Linked DNA regions of Homo sapiens: region 1 is linked to region 2. The links are chromatin contacts, found by Hi-C or POLR2A ChIA-PET in ENCODE. All regions are on one chromosome and are shown on one strand. Each heading gives the region's core, a stretch centred on a gene start or an enhancer-like site at or near the end of the contact. The rest is flanking DNA. Distances are from core to core; before and after follow the strand shown. Region 1 holds the start of PGD (phosphogluconate dehydrogenase). Region 2 holds the start of NMNAT1 (nicotinamide nucleotide adenylyltransferase 1).

Evidence for each region. A loop is a pair of places that touch in the nucleus more often than their neighbours do. ChIA-PET counts read pairs that join two places held with the same protein, here RNA polymerase II (POLR2A). Pooled maps may share reads with other maps.
Region 1: a loop to region 2 is called in a map of naive thymus-derived CD4-positive, alpha-beta T cell, with 12 times the contacts of the local background. The contact joins the promoter of PGD here to the promoter of NMNAT1 in region 2. A Hi-C loop is called at or near these places in 1 of 168 maps with a recorded cell type or tissue (naive thymus-derived CD4-positive, alpha-beta T cell), 4 of 37 single-sample maps with no recorded cell type and 13 of 50 pooled maps. POLR2A ChIA-PET finds 5 or more read pairs at or near these places in 4 of 52 experiments (B cell, OCI-LY7, activated B cell and 1 more).

The regions. Positions count from the first base shown.
Region 1 is chr1:10,395,640-10,402,663 of GRCh38, reverse strand. PGD (phosphogluconate dehydrogenase) reads right to left here and starts at 3,600. Exons shown (of 13, transcript NM_002631.4): 1 at 3,539-3,600; 2 at 2,960-3,035; 3 at 2,092-2,271. The coding sequence starts at 3,546. RefSeq lists silencers at 2,834-3,010, 3,103-3,422 and an enhancer at 3,903-4,212.
Region 2 is chr1:9,940,565-9,947,869 of GRCh38, reverse strand. NMNAT1 (nicotinamide nucleotide adenylyltransferase 1) reads right to left here and starts at 4,395. Exons shown (of 5, transcript NM_022787.4): 1 at 4,355-4,395. It overlaps LZIC (leucine zipper and CTNNBIP1 domain containing), which reads left to right and starts at 4,479. Exons shown (of 8, transcript NM_032368.5): 1 at 4,479-4,621; 2 at 5,088-5,246. It also overlaps the pseudogene RN7SKP269. RefSeq lists enhancers at 4,310-4,879, 4,147-5,346, 4,880-5,450.

The DNA.
Region 1 (7,024 bases), core at 2,351-4,850, 460 kb before region 2:
GTAGTCCCAGCTACTCGGGAGGCTGAGGCAGGAGAATGGCGTGAACCCGGGAGGTGGAGCTTGCAGTGAGCTGAGATCGCAACACTGCACTCCAGCCTGGGGGACAGAGTGAGACCCCGTCTCAAAAAAAAAAAATTTTTTTTGAGATGGAGTCTCACCATGTCGCCCAGGCTGGTCTCAAACTCCTGGGCTAAAAGCCTCCTGGCTTGGCAGGAGGCCAACGCACCCAGCCTACTTAATCTTCAATAATCCTCTCTGTGGCCAGAGCTGCACACTATTTAAAAGTTTAGGGCTGACCAGGCTCAGTGGCTCACACCTGTAATCCCAACACTTTGGGAGGTTGAGGCAGGAGGATCGCTTGAGCCCAGGAATTTGAGACCAGCATGGACAGCATAGCAAGACCCCATTTCTATTTTTAAGTAAGTATACAGATTAAACACTGACTATAATGTGTCTAGAAGAGAGTGGGGATTCAGTAAATACATATCAAATGGTTTAGTGTATGAATGAATGATTTTATGACAACAGTTCGGAGGTCAGGAAGAGACAGAGCCTTGAACATGAATATCTACCTACAGCACACCAACCAGGCTGGGCTTTATTATTATTATTACTTTATTAATTAATTAATTAATTTATTTATTTATTTGAGACGGAGTCTCGCACTGTCACCCAGGCTGCAATGCAGTGGTGTGATCTCGGCTCACTGCAAGCTCTGCCTCCCGGGTTCACGCCACTCTCCTGCCTCAGCCTCCCAAGTAGCTGGGACTACAGGCACCCACCACCACGCCTGGCTAATTTTTTGTATTTTTAGTAGAGATGGGGTTTCACCGTGTTAGCTAGGATGGTCTCGATCTCCTGACCTCATGATCCACCCACCTCTGCCTCCCAAAGTGCTGGGATTACAGGCGTGAGCCACCGCGCCCAGCCTGGGCTTCATTATATTATTCAATCTTCCCCCTACAAGGCTCCAGTTAACATTACTTAGTATTTTCCTATACTGAAGAATAATCCACCATTTTTCAGTTTTCTCTGTCTGAAACTGATTACAGGCAGCTTGCCACACAAAAAATTTAGTATGTCCTTTTTTTAAACTCAGTGTTCTTCCTTTCTAGGTCATTTGATTGAAAAACAGTGGCATACTGGTTACAAATCCTTCTCCCTGTGGAAACAACCCCACTGTTGACACGACTCCTCTAGAAAGGAATGCTCAGCCTCCCCTGAGCTATCACTGCACTGCTTACAGCAAAACATTTCTTCTAAATGGGAGTGCCTGGGTTTTTTCAGAGTTGTTACTATAGAATTATTTTGGGTATCTAAACACATTATTTCCACTGGTTCCCCTACTTTTTTCTTCCAAAAAAGATATACCTGCTAAAGCCAACAAATTGTTTGGTACAAAAATAAGCATCCAGTTCCCTAGGATTCCCTAAGGAGATCTTGATTTTATTTTCATTTTTTTTTTGAGACGGAGTCTCGCTCTGTCGCCAAACTGGAGTGGCACAATCTCAGGTCACTGTAACCTCCACCTCCCAGGTTCAAGTGATTCTCATTCCTCAGCCTCCCGAGTAACTGGGATTACAGGCATGAGCCACAAAGCCCAGCTAATTTTTATATTTTTAGTAGAGACGGGGTTTCACCATGTTGGCCAGGCTGGTCTCGAACCTGGGACCATAAGCTTGTAGCTGGGACCATAAGCTTACACCACCATACCCAGCTAATTTTTTAATTTTATGTAGAGACAGGGTTTCGCCATGTTGCCCAGGCTGGTCTCGAACTCCTGGGCTCAAACGATCCATCTGAACCAGCCTCCCAAAAAGTGCTGGGATTACAGGCCTGAGCCACTGTGCCCCGCCTTAATGTTTATTGAAATGTCTGTTAGTATTCTCAGAATTACTACCACCAAAGGACAAAGTTACTTCATAAGCGCTTATCAAGTTAACCAACACTGCAACAGTTAAGCAATCATTTGGTCAGAGCTTAGCAGAAATTGAAAAAAAAAAATCTCTAGAGTTAAAAGAAGGAGAACTAAAGGAAGAAACCAAAAACAGCTGCTATCGTGGTAGCAGCTGAGAGCACAGCTGGCCTCACCAATTTCTCGATGAAATCATCCACAGCTTGCCCAGCCTTCACCAGGAGGATGATCCGCCGGGGCTTCTTCAGCTTGGAGACCATCTCTTTCAGGGACTGGGCACCCACCACTTTGGTTCCCTTTGCCTCATTGGCCAAGAAATCATCAACTTTGGAGACAGTCCTATTAAAAGCACAGACCTAGAAGGACAAAAGTCCTGAGTAGGAGATCCAGGACACACAAGACTTTCAGACTGTGGCCAAAGTAACAATGACCTTTCCATTCAACCCAAGTTCTGGGGAGGTCAGACCTGCCTTTGCCTTTTCTTCCCCCAGCTGTGGGAGGCTCACTGTAAAGTTATGTCACCTCAGTAGGATGAAAACGGCGGACAACCGAGGCGAAGGCCAACTACCCCCGGTGTGTCAGGTAGAATCCACACCCAACGTGTTAGGACTCAAAATCAAATCCAGGAACTGGCCGGTTCAACAGGCTCTATCTGTTGTTATTGATCATCCTGGCGTCTAAGCCACTTTAACATTTAGAAGAAACATTTTCACTCTCCCCAGATCTCATCAGGCAATCAAGTTAGAGCTCTACACAGCCAGCAAGGGTTCTCCTCCCGCACCCTTCTTCTCTACTTAAGACACTAATTCGTTCATTCGGGCTGTGAACCTCACGGACCCACAGGCACACTCCGCAGGACTAAGTTCGGGATCGGCCCGCCCACGCCTACAGGGTGCTTCTCCTTTCCATACAAAAATGCCACGAGCAGCAACAGAGCACATTAGCAAAGCACGGCCAGGAGACCCGTAAGCTCCCAAACCTATCGCCGGCCTCGGCTAAAGCGCCCGGGAACCAGAGAGAAGACAACGCGCCCACGCCGCTTACCACAAAGCCGTGGTCATTCATGTTCAGAATTAAGTTCTGGCCCATGACGGCCAATCCGATCAGCGCGATGTCAGCTCTAGAGAGGCAGAAACAGAACAAAGGAAAGAGTCAGCACCGCTCGACGCGCTGCAACCCAGGGGTCCGGTCCTTCCACATTTGGCCGTGACTGGGAGTCTGCACTTTCCTCCGCGCCTCCCGCGGGCCCCCAGAAGCCGGGCGCGCACGCTGCAGAGCCTCGGCCGGGCAGGCGGCCCCCAGCCCCGCCCTCGCGCCCGGCTCCCGCTGGCACGCGTCCCGCAGGTGTCCCTGCAGACTCGGCGAGGCCTGGCCGCGCCTCCTCCCTGGCCCTCGAAGGGACCCGCCCCGCCCCATGCCTGCGCGGCCGAGAGGGCAGGGGGCCGGGCCCGCAGGGAAGGAGCTCTGGGCCCGAGACGCCGTAGGGCCAGGGTCACAGAGCCCCAAGTGAGCTCAGGCGACCCCCAGGGTGGGAGGCGTCGGAGAGAACGAGGGAGATCTCGACCCCCAAAGAGTTCCCCGCCCGCTGAGGCCGAGCCGGGCTGCCCCTGGCGAGTCACTCACTGGGCCATGGCGGCGGACAGAGCAGAACCGAAGAGCGGCGACGCGCGGAGGACGAGTGAGGGAAAGACCCGCAGCGGCTCCCTCCAGAAACTGCGGCCGCTCACGCCCGGCTTTTCGGCGCCGGCCAATCGAATGGAAGGGGGTGGAGCCATGAAGCCACACCATTGGCTCTCCCCGACGCCTGTTAGACCATCCGAGGCAAACGTGCCCGCCCACCCCCGGGGGCCGGATCAGTGGAGCGCCGAGCACCTAGATGACATTGCCCCGGCGAGGCTCCGGGCTCCCCGCCCACGCGCAGAGCTTTCCGCTCGTCCCAGCTGCACCTCGGTCCTGCAGGCCGTCCGCCTGGCGCAGCTGTAGCCATAGCAACTCACGCAGGACCGCGCTTTACAGTTTACCAGGCACTCGGACGCCTTTGGCGCGAGCGCCCGTCGCTCCTTCCTCAGGTCACTGCGGTGCACCGTGCGGGTCCGCGTCGTGTCCTCCGCTCCGGAGCAGGGACCGGGCGTGCTCGTTCAGTCCTGTGCGCACTCGGAATGGGGCCGGGGAAGGCTGAGCCTCAGGGCGACCCTGATGTGGAGCCGTGCGACCGCTCACTGCGGTTGAAGAGACCCAGGCGCAGACAGCGCAGGCGGGGTATGTATTGGTTGGAGTATGATGGGGTCAGGACTTGAGTCTTTTACCCAGGCCCGGAGTTAACGGTATTGAACCCCTTCTCATTTTGTAGAGGCTATGTGACCCGCGAGATGGACCAGGTTAAATGCAGAGGCAGATACAAAAAACCAGCCATCTTAAGCCAGACATTTGCAAAGTAGCCAAGCAGCGCTTCTTATCTTACTGAGTCCCTTCTTGCTAGGAGGAAATTGTTATTCAGAAGTTTGAGTTTTAGATTTTTTTTGTTTTTTTTGAGACGGAGTCTCGCACTGTCGCCCGGGCTGGAATGCAGTGGTGTGATCTCAGCTCACTGCACCTTCCGCCTCCCGGGTTCAAGCAATTTTCCTGCCTCAGCCTCCCAAGTAGCTGGGATTACAGGCGCCCGCCACCACGCCCAGCTAATTTTTGTATTTTTAGTAGAGATGGGGTTTCACCATCTTGGCCAGGCTGGTCTCAAACTCCTGACCTCGTGATCCGCCCGCCTTGGCCTCCCAAAGTGCTGAGATTACCGGCGTGAGCCACCGTGCCCGGCCTTTTTTTGATGTCATTGTTGAGATGGAGTCTGGCTGTGTCTCCAGGCTGGAGGGCAGTGGCGCGATCTGGGCTCACTGCAACCTCCACCTCCCAGGTTCAAGCGATTCTCCTGCCTCAGCCTCCCAAGTAGCTGGGACTACAGGTGTGTGCCACCATGCCCAGCTAATGTTTTTATTTTTAGTAGAGACAGGGTTTCACCATGTTGGCCAGGCTGGTCTCGAACTCCTAACCTCAAGTGATCCACCCACCTCAGCCTCCCAAAGTTCTGGGATTAGAGGTGTGAGCCACTGTGCCCGGCCGGTTTTTAATTTTTATAAAGACCAGGTCTTTGCTCTGTTGCCCAGGCTGGAGTGCAGTGGCATGACCATAGCTTACTGCAGCCTTGAACTCCTGAGGTCGAGCAATCTTCTAGCCTCAACTTCCTGAGTAGCTAGGACTACAGGCATGCAACACCATGCCCGGCTAAGACATCCTACTTTAAAATATGTCAAACTTCACAGCACAGTTCTTTTTTTAAAATACAGATTTAATGAGATAATTTACATGTCATACAATTCAAACATTGTAAGTACACATTTGGATGACCTTTAATTTATACTGTTGTGTAGCCATCACCATAATCCACTTATAGAAAACTTCCATCACCCCAAAACGTTCCCTTGGGCCTATTTGTAGTCAGTCTCTGCTCTCACCCCCAGCCAACCTCTGATCTACTTTGCATGGTTTTTGCCTTTTCCAGAAATTTCATAGAAATGGAATAATAGCATATAATTTTTTTGGTCTGGCTTCTTTCACTTAGCATCACGTTTCTGAGGCTCATCTGTGTTGTAGGTATGAGTGGTTTGTTCCTTTTCATTGCTGAGTGGTATTCCATTAATGCAATTGTGTCATCATTTGCTTATCCATTTATCTGTTGATAGACATTTGGATTGTTTCTAGTTTGGGAAATAAATAATTCTGTTTTGAACTCATGTACAAATTGTTGTTTTCATTTCTTTTGTGTGTGTGTGTGTGAGATGGAGTCTCACTCTGTAGCCCAAGCTAGAGTGCAGTGGCACGATCTCGGCTTACTGAAACCTTTGCCTCTGGGGCTCAAGTGATTCTCCTGCCTCAGCCTCCCAAGTAGCTGGGACTAGAGGTGTGCCCCACCACACCCGGTTAATTTTTTTGTATTTTTAGTGGAGACGGGGTTTTACCATGTTGCCCTGGGTGGTCTGGAGAGCTACCACCTTAGCCTCCCAAAGTGCTGGCATTACAGGTGTGAGCCACCACACCCAGCCTGTTGTTTTCATTTCTTTTAGACATATACTTAGGAGTGGATTGCTGGGTTTTAAGGTAAGTGTAACTTTTTAAGAAACTGCTGGCCAGGTGTGGTGGCTCACACCTGTAATCCTAGCACTTTGTGGGGCCAAGACAGGTGGATCACTTGAGCCCAGGAGTTGAAGTCCAGCCTGGGCAACATGGTATAACCCTGTGTCTACTAAAAATACAAAAATTAACCCGTCGTGGTGGCACATGCCTGTAATCCCAGCTACTCAGGAGGCTGAGGCAGGAGAATTGCTTGAACCCGGGAGGTGGAGGGCTCTACTAAAAATAGAAAAACTGAGGTGGGAGGATCACCTGAACCTGGGGAGGTCAAGGCTGCAGGGAGCCATAATTGTGCCTGCACTCCAGGTCTCGCCCTGTCGCCCAGGCTGGAGTGCAGTGGCGTGATCTCGGCTCACTGCAACCTCTGCCTCCTGGGTTCAAGAAATTGTCCTGCCTCAGCCTCCCAAGTAGCCAGGACTACAGGTGCACGCCACCACGCCCAGCTAATTTTTTGTATTTTAGTAGAGACAGGGTTTCACTGCATTGTCCAGGCTGGTCTTGAATCCCTGAGCTCAGGGAATCTCCCCCCTCAGCTTCTCAAAGTGCTAGGATTACAGGCATGGGCCACCACACCCGGCCGATATAAAACTTTTAACAAAACCCCAGACTTTATTCCAATGACAATTTTTCTGCTGGGCATGGCGGTTCACGCCTGTAATCCCAGCATTTTGGGAGGCTGAGGTGGGAGAATCACTTGAGCCCAGGAGTTGGAGACCAGCCTGAGCAACATAGTGAGACCCCCATCTCTACTTAAAAAAACAAAAATTAAAAATAAGACTAGCCAGGTGTGGTGGTGCATGCCTGTAGTCCCAGCTACTCGAGAGGGTTAGGTGGAAAGACTGCTTGAGGCTGGGACATTGAGGCTGCAATGAGTCATGATGGTACCACTGCACTCCAGCCTGAGTGACAGAGCCAAAACCCTGTCTCAAA
Region 2 (7,305 bases), core at 3,146-5,645:
GGGAGAGGCAAGGGTACAAGTGAAGACATAAGATGGGAGGCTACTGCAATAATCCAGGTGACAGGTGATGCTGACCTGGCCCTGATGGTGGTAGCAAAGTGATAAGATGTCACTCAATTCTGGGTGTATTTGGAACATACAGCCAATGTGATTTGCAATGGATGGGATGTGGGCTGTGAAAGAAAGAAAAGTCAAGCATGACTCCAAAAGTTTTTGGCCTAAGCAGCTAAAAGAACAGTATTACCTTTAATTGAGAAGAGAATGATAGTGAAGCATGATGGCGTGTGCCTGTAATCCTAGCTACCTGGGACCTTGAGAGCTTGTTTGGAGGTTCTAGCAGGGGAACGCAGCTACTTATATACCCTTGACCGAAGATTAGTCCTCCTCTATTGGGGATGGTCGTTCTCTTCGACTTGAGTGTGCAGCTTCGGGAGGGATATACATGGAGCAGTGAGGGAGGAAGGAGACACCGGCCTAGCCAGCCAGATCAGCCGGATCAACCCTGGTGATCAACGGGGTGAGAGATGTCACAGCCAGGTTGCCCTCACATCCTACTTGGGAGGCGGAGGTGGGAGGATCACCTAAGTCTAGGAGTTCAAGGCTGCAGTGAACCATGATCACGCCATTGCACTCCAGCCTGGGCGACACAGCAAGACCCTGTCTCCAAAAAAAAGAGAAGAGAAAGATGTCTATGGAGTAGGCTTGAGGGGACTATCAGGAGTTCAGTTTACAGAGAAGTGAAGTTTGAGACATCTATTATATATCCAAGTGGTGACAATAAGTAGGCAAGTGGAGAACAAAGCCAAGTTCAGGGGAGAGGTACAGACATACAACAGACTAGAGATTTGGATGTATCTGCATATAGATGGTGTATTTGTCTGCTTGGGCTGTCATACTAAAATACCACAGACTGGGTGACTTAAACAACAGAAATTTACTTTGTCACCATTCTGGAGACTAGAAGCCCAAGATCAAGGTTTTGGCCAATTTGGTCTCTGGTGGCAGCTCTGTTCCTGTCTTGTACATGGCCACCTTCTTGCTAGTCCTCACATAATCTTTCTTCAGTATGTAAGGGTAAGGGGCAAGCTCTCCATTCACTCTTCTGATAAGGACACTAGTCCTATCGGATCAGGGCCCCACACTTATGACCTCATTTAACCTTAATTATTTCCTTACTCCAAATACAACCACACCTAGAGTGACATCTTTGATTCTAAAAGTTCATGTTCTCACCCATTATGCAAGACTTACAATGGTACAAGCTATTTAAGGCAGACATTTAAAAGAGGCCCAAGTGTTCAGAGAGCCTTTGGCTCCTGGTACTTCTTGTTAGCCACTCAAGTTTCATCTGTCCCAGCATTTTCCCTACCTAGTTGGAGCAACTTGCGTTCTCTGGGCTCCCATCCCAAGACCAAGCTGAAGTGTCCTCAACTCCTCCCGCTGCCAAGGAGCATTTATCTGGTTTCCCAGTGACTCCCAGTCTGGAGGTTACTTTCCCCAGTGCTGTCTCCCATGGTTTCCTACCTAACATCTTATTTCTCTTTCTCCAGTTTCTTCTCTGCCTTCTGTCTGAAGGCTTGTATTCTATTTTTGTTTCAGAATGCATTTCTCTTATGCATTAGAAATGTTTTCATTATCCATTAACTCTAAACAAGAACCTAAAGGCATATAAAAAAACCCTTAGCATAGAACTGCTGAATGACTAAGTCACAGAGAAGAAAAGGCAAATACCTCCACTGCTTCGAAGACTGCACACGCTAAAACTACACAAATGCCAGAACAGAACATTGGATTATCATTATCAAAATTAGGGGAAGGCTGGGTGGGGTGGCTCATGCCTGTAATTCCGGCACTTTGCGGGGCCAAGGTGGGAGGATTACTTGAGCCCAGGAGTTTGAAACCAGCCTGGGCAACATGACAAAACCTCATCTCTACAAAAAATACAAAAACTAGCCGGATGTGGTGGCATGCACCTGAAGTCCCAGCTACTAGGGAGGCTGAGGTGCAAGGATCACTTGAGCCTGAGAGATTAAGGCTGCAGTGAGCCGTGCTCGTGTCACTGTACTCCAGTCTGGGTGACAGGGCAAACAAAAACAAAAATTAAAAAATCAGGGAAAGTACACTGTGAACAAATGTTTATTCAGCAAATTTTTCAAATTATTATTATTATTTTTTTGAGACCGAGTCTCACCCTGTAGCCCAGGCTGAAGAGCACGATCTCGGCTCACTGCAACCTCCGCCTGCCGGGTTCAAGCAATTCTCCTGCCTCAGCCTCCCGAGTAGCTGGAACTACAGGCATACGCCACCATGCACAGCTAATTTTTTGTATTTTTAGTAGAGACAGGGTTTCACCATAGGGGCCAGGCTGGTCTCAAACTCCTGACCTCGTGATCCGCCCACCTCGGCTTCCCAAAGTCCTGGGATTACAGGTGTGAGCCACTACACCCAGCTCAAATAATTTTTTTAAAGTATATTTTCCAGTTTTGTTTTGTATGGCACTGACTCTGTCACTGTGAATTCCATTTTACCCAAAACATTGACACTTCCACACATATTTATGAATCAAAATTGAAAGATAATTGCATTAATAGGTACTTTTATTTTTTTCTTCTTTTGTTTTGTTTTGTTTTGTTTTTTTAAGACGGAGTTGCTCTGTCACCCAGGCTGCAGTGCAGCGTCGTGATCTTGGCTCACTGCAGCATTCACCTCCTGAGTTCAAGCGATTCTCATGCCTCAGCCTCCTGAGTAGCTAAGATTACAGGCATGGACCACCACGCCTGGTTAATTTTTGTATTTTTAGTAGAGATGGGGTTTCACCATGTTGGCCGGGCTGGTTTTGAATTCCTGACCTTAAGTGATCTGCCCGCCTTGGCCTCCCAAAGTGCTGGGATTACAGGCATGAGCCACTGCACCCGGCCGACTTTTGCAAAGGAAATTCTTTGAATCTGAAGTGTCTTGCAAGGTAGAGGCTATTGCAACCATTTCAACTAGTGTGTCAACAGTCTTCTCTAAGGTGGGCTAGAAAAATGGTTTCATATTCAAATTGTAACTCTGAAAAACAACTGATGGTAATAAAGAGATTCCATAATCAGACAGAACTAAGTGAAACAATTAGTTTTGGTAGAGTTCTGTGGTAATCATAGTTAGAAGTTTATCCTGGGTAGCTGAAATATAACTAACTTCAGACTCCAGGCCTGTCGGTGGCTTGTGCCAATCACCACAACACTTTGAGGGGCCAAGGCCAGAGGATCGCTTGAGCCCAGGAGTTCAAGGCTGCAGTGAGCTATGATCACACCACTGCACTCCAGCCTGGGCAACACAGCTCTTGTTTTTTAACAAGACATTGTTACTTAAAAAAAAACTGCCCTGATGAAACAATTCTACCATGAACACTGATGTTGTTCTGTGGACTACTTCAGGAAGATGGACTAAGAACATCATTAAATAGTTCCAACCAGTTTCTGGGTAATTTTATTTTTAATTTTTTGTTATGAGGGTCTTGCTATGTTGCCCAGCCTGGGCTCAAATGATCCTCCCACCGCGGGCTCTCAAAGTGCTGGGTTTACAGGTGTCACACCGCGACAGCCAAGGGTAACTTTTTTTTATTTTTATTTTTGAGATGGAGTCTCGAACTGTCGCCCCGGCTGGAGTGCAATGGCGCGATCTCGGCTCACTGTAACCTCCGCCTCCAGGATTCAAGCGATTCTCCTGCCTCAGCCTCCCGAGTAGCTGAGATTACAGGCGCCCACCACCACGCCCAGCTAATTTTTTGTATTTTTAGTAGAGACGGGGTTTCACTATGTTGGCCAGGCTGGTCTCGAACTCCTGACCTCGTGATCCGCCTGCCTCGGCCTCCCAAAGTGCTGGGATTACAGGCGTGAGCCACCGCGCCCGTCCAAGGGTAACTTTTTAAGAGCTGCCCTACAGCTCATTACCTCCTTCTCAAGGAGCATGAGTGTCAAACCACCTCCAGCAAAGTAGATGTAGTCTTTTACAGATTTGGAAAGAAGGATTTAGGAGGAAAGGGAAGTCGTTCGGAATGAAGGATTTCCTCCTCTGACGCCCAGCCGTCCCCCGTTAAGCCTAAAGGTGCCAGACCTCAAGACTCTTCTAGAAAGAGATTTTTCCTTTCCAAGGTGAATCCATCTGTTCCGAAGGTCAGAAGCTATTTTACCGAAGTTTTCCGTTCCACTGAAAAAATTAAGGGTCAATCAAAGCTCCTTGCCCCAAACCTGAATATGAGCTTGCCTCGGGTCATATTCGACTCTAAAGACTCCACCACACCATCCTGGACTCCCCTATATCTAGGACAAAAAGCGACCAGTTTCTCAGGGGCTCCTTGCGGGGAGCTTACCGCGCCCTCACTGTCCGCCGGCCCGAGTGCTACCGGAGATCACCAGCGGCCCGGACGCCAGCGAGTGGAACATCTCGGTCGCACTCTCATTGGTTCCAGGGGGCCGGAAGTGCGTGCGTCCAGCGGAAGTGCTCCCCCGGCGCGGTCCGCCAGGCCAGTGCCCTCAGGTAGGCGGGGCCCCTGGCCCTAAACTCTGGGACTGGCGGGCGGTCAGGCGGCACAGGGGGAATCCCGGGGGCCTAAGGAGGTTGTCCCAGTTTTTGTCAGGTAGGCCCGGAAGGAGTTTCGGGGACCATGGGTTTACGGCTACCTCTGGTGGCAATTGGGGCCTGTTGGAGCCCGGCCGCCGCGGGACCTACGTGCCGGACTTCAAGTTCCCGCGTGGGGTGGGATTTGCTGCGGTGGCCGGAGCTGATTCTTCACCCAGTCCTGTTGGTTCTGGGCCAAACCCTCCTCACTTTCAAGGAAGAGGCGTGCTCTCCGCCCTTACCTTTTCCAAGCCTCTGGGTTTGACGCCATCCCTCAAGGCGTGTCCGGATGCGGGATTTTCCTCAAAGACCCTCTCGGCCTCGCTAGGAAGAAACTCAGAAAGGCTGCGGTAGGCGCAGTCGAGGGGGAAAGTGCCCCCGCCCTTGATGTCTCAGGCTGCTCAAGTGGAAGTTATCTGGACTGCCTTAGGGCAAGTTTATATATAGCAAATAAAATTACTTGTTAATGGTTTCCTTTTTTCCAGCATCTCCACCCCGAGGTGGTTTGAACTTTGAGCCTTTTGTAGTCCTGATGAATAATTTCATTTTCCTCAAGTTTATGACACTCGGAACGTCAAGAACTGGAGGTTTGTGCAATTTGAGACCGGTCGGCACTGTGCAGAGATCAGAGTACTAAGAGACAGGTGAGCATGAATGAGGACCCTCCGCTCCAGATATAGTGTCTGAGAGCGGTTTCTGTAGTTTCGTAAAAGTGAAAAGTGCACCACATTTAGTGACTACTAGGTGGTGCCAACGAGTTAATCTTTCGGGGATAAATCTCAACTAATGTAGTACCAGGTTAAGGCTTTTAAAATGCACCCATTTTTACTGAAATGTATTCAGAATAGCTTTAGCTCCTTAAAATATGTTGAGCCTTTATATACGTGACCAAATTATCGACGTTCTATTCTGTATTAGGTACTGAGAAAGCTGAGAGAGGAATCAGACTCATATTCTGTTCTCCAGAGTTTAGTCAGAGGAGATAACGTATTATAATAAAATCATATATAATTAAAGGCAGAAATAAGTGCTAAATAGAGAATAAGATTTGAGCTGGGCGCGGTGACTCACGCCTGTAATCCCATCACTTTGGGAGACTGAGGCAAGTGGATCACCAGAGGTCAGGAGTTCAAGACTCGCCTGGACAACATGGTGAAACCCCATCTCTACTAAAAATACAAAAATTAGCCAGATGTGGTGACGCATGCCTGTAGTCCCAGCTACTGGAGAGGCTGAGGCAGGAGAATTGCTTGAACCCAGGAGGCTGAGGTTGCAGTGAGCCGAGATCGCGCCACTGCACTCCATCCTGGACGACAGAGCGAGACTCCGTCTCAAAAAAAATTTTAAAAAAAAAGATTTGAATGCTAAAGAAGAAGCAATCAATTCTCATTATTCATCTACCAGTTGTTTATTCGGCACTTTTTGTCTGTCCAAGATTGTGCTGGATGCTGGTGTATAAAGAAAAGGTAAAGGCCGGGTGCGGTGGCTCACGCCTGTAATCCCAGCACTTTGGGAGGCCGAGGCAGGCAGATCACGAGGGCAAGAGATCGAGACCATCCTGGCCAATATGGTGAAACCCGTCTCTCCTAAAAATACAAAAATTAGCTGGGCGTGGTAGTGCGTGCCTGTAATCCCAGCTACTTGGGAGGCCGAGGCAGGAGAATCTCTTCAACCTGGGAAGCGGAGGTTGCAGTGAGCCGAGATCGTGCCACTGCACTCCAGCCTGGCGACAGAGTGAGACTCCATCTCAAAAAAAAAAAAAAAAAAGGTAAAGGCTAGGCACGATAGCTTACACCTGTAATCCCAGCATTTTGGGAGGCTGAGGCAGGCGGATCACCTGAGGTCAGGAGTTTGAGACCAGCCTGGCCAACATGGTGAAACCTCATCTCTACTAAAAGTACAAAAATCAGCTGAGCGTGGTGGCGGGCACCTACATTCCCAGCTACTCGGGAGACCGAGGCAGGAGAGTCACTTGAACCCAGGAGGCAGAGGTTGCAGTGAACCAAGATCATGCCACTGCACTCCACCTGGGTGACCGTGAGACGCCATCAAAAAAAAAAGAAAGAGGAAAGAAAGAACGAACGAACGAAAGAAAGAAAAGGTAAAATCCCTACTTAAATAATTCACAACCTAGTGATTGGGAGGAAATCAAGGAAGACCTTGTAGAGAAGGTGACACTTGAACTAGACTTTGAAGAATGAACTGGGCTTCATAGGTAGAAAAAAAAATGCAGGCTCAAAAAAGTGCATGACATTTTTGGAACAGCAAGTCATCCAGTGTGGTTAGACTGTAGGAAACTAACTCTGAAAAGACATTGTCAGTTACATCTTGGGTTTGCCTTGACTTTTACTGGAAAATTCCACAGACTTAAGAGAAAAATTAAAATGGACAATTTCCAGGAAAAATCCACTAAACTATTATACATAAGATGTAGCTACAATAAATTACACTTCTGGGTATAATACTTGTTTATGTTTGCATATCATTAATGATCATAGATGACTTATGCCAATTTTAATAGATTAGGTAGTAATTTTTTGTCATTATATTTAATTTTGAATATACTGTAAGAATCCTCTCCAATGAAGTACACATGTCAAATCATCTGGTAATGATTTCATTATGTGTAGGAAAATAAAACATGCTTTAATGCTGTGTGCGGTGGCTCACGCCTGTAACCCCAGCACTTTGGGAGGCCGAGGC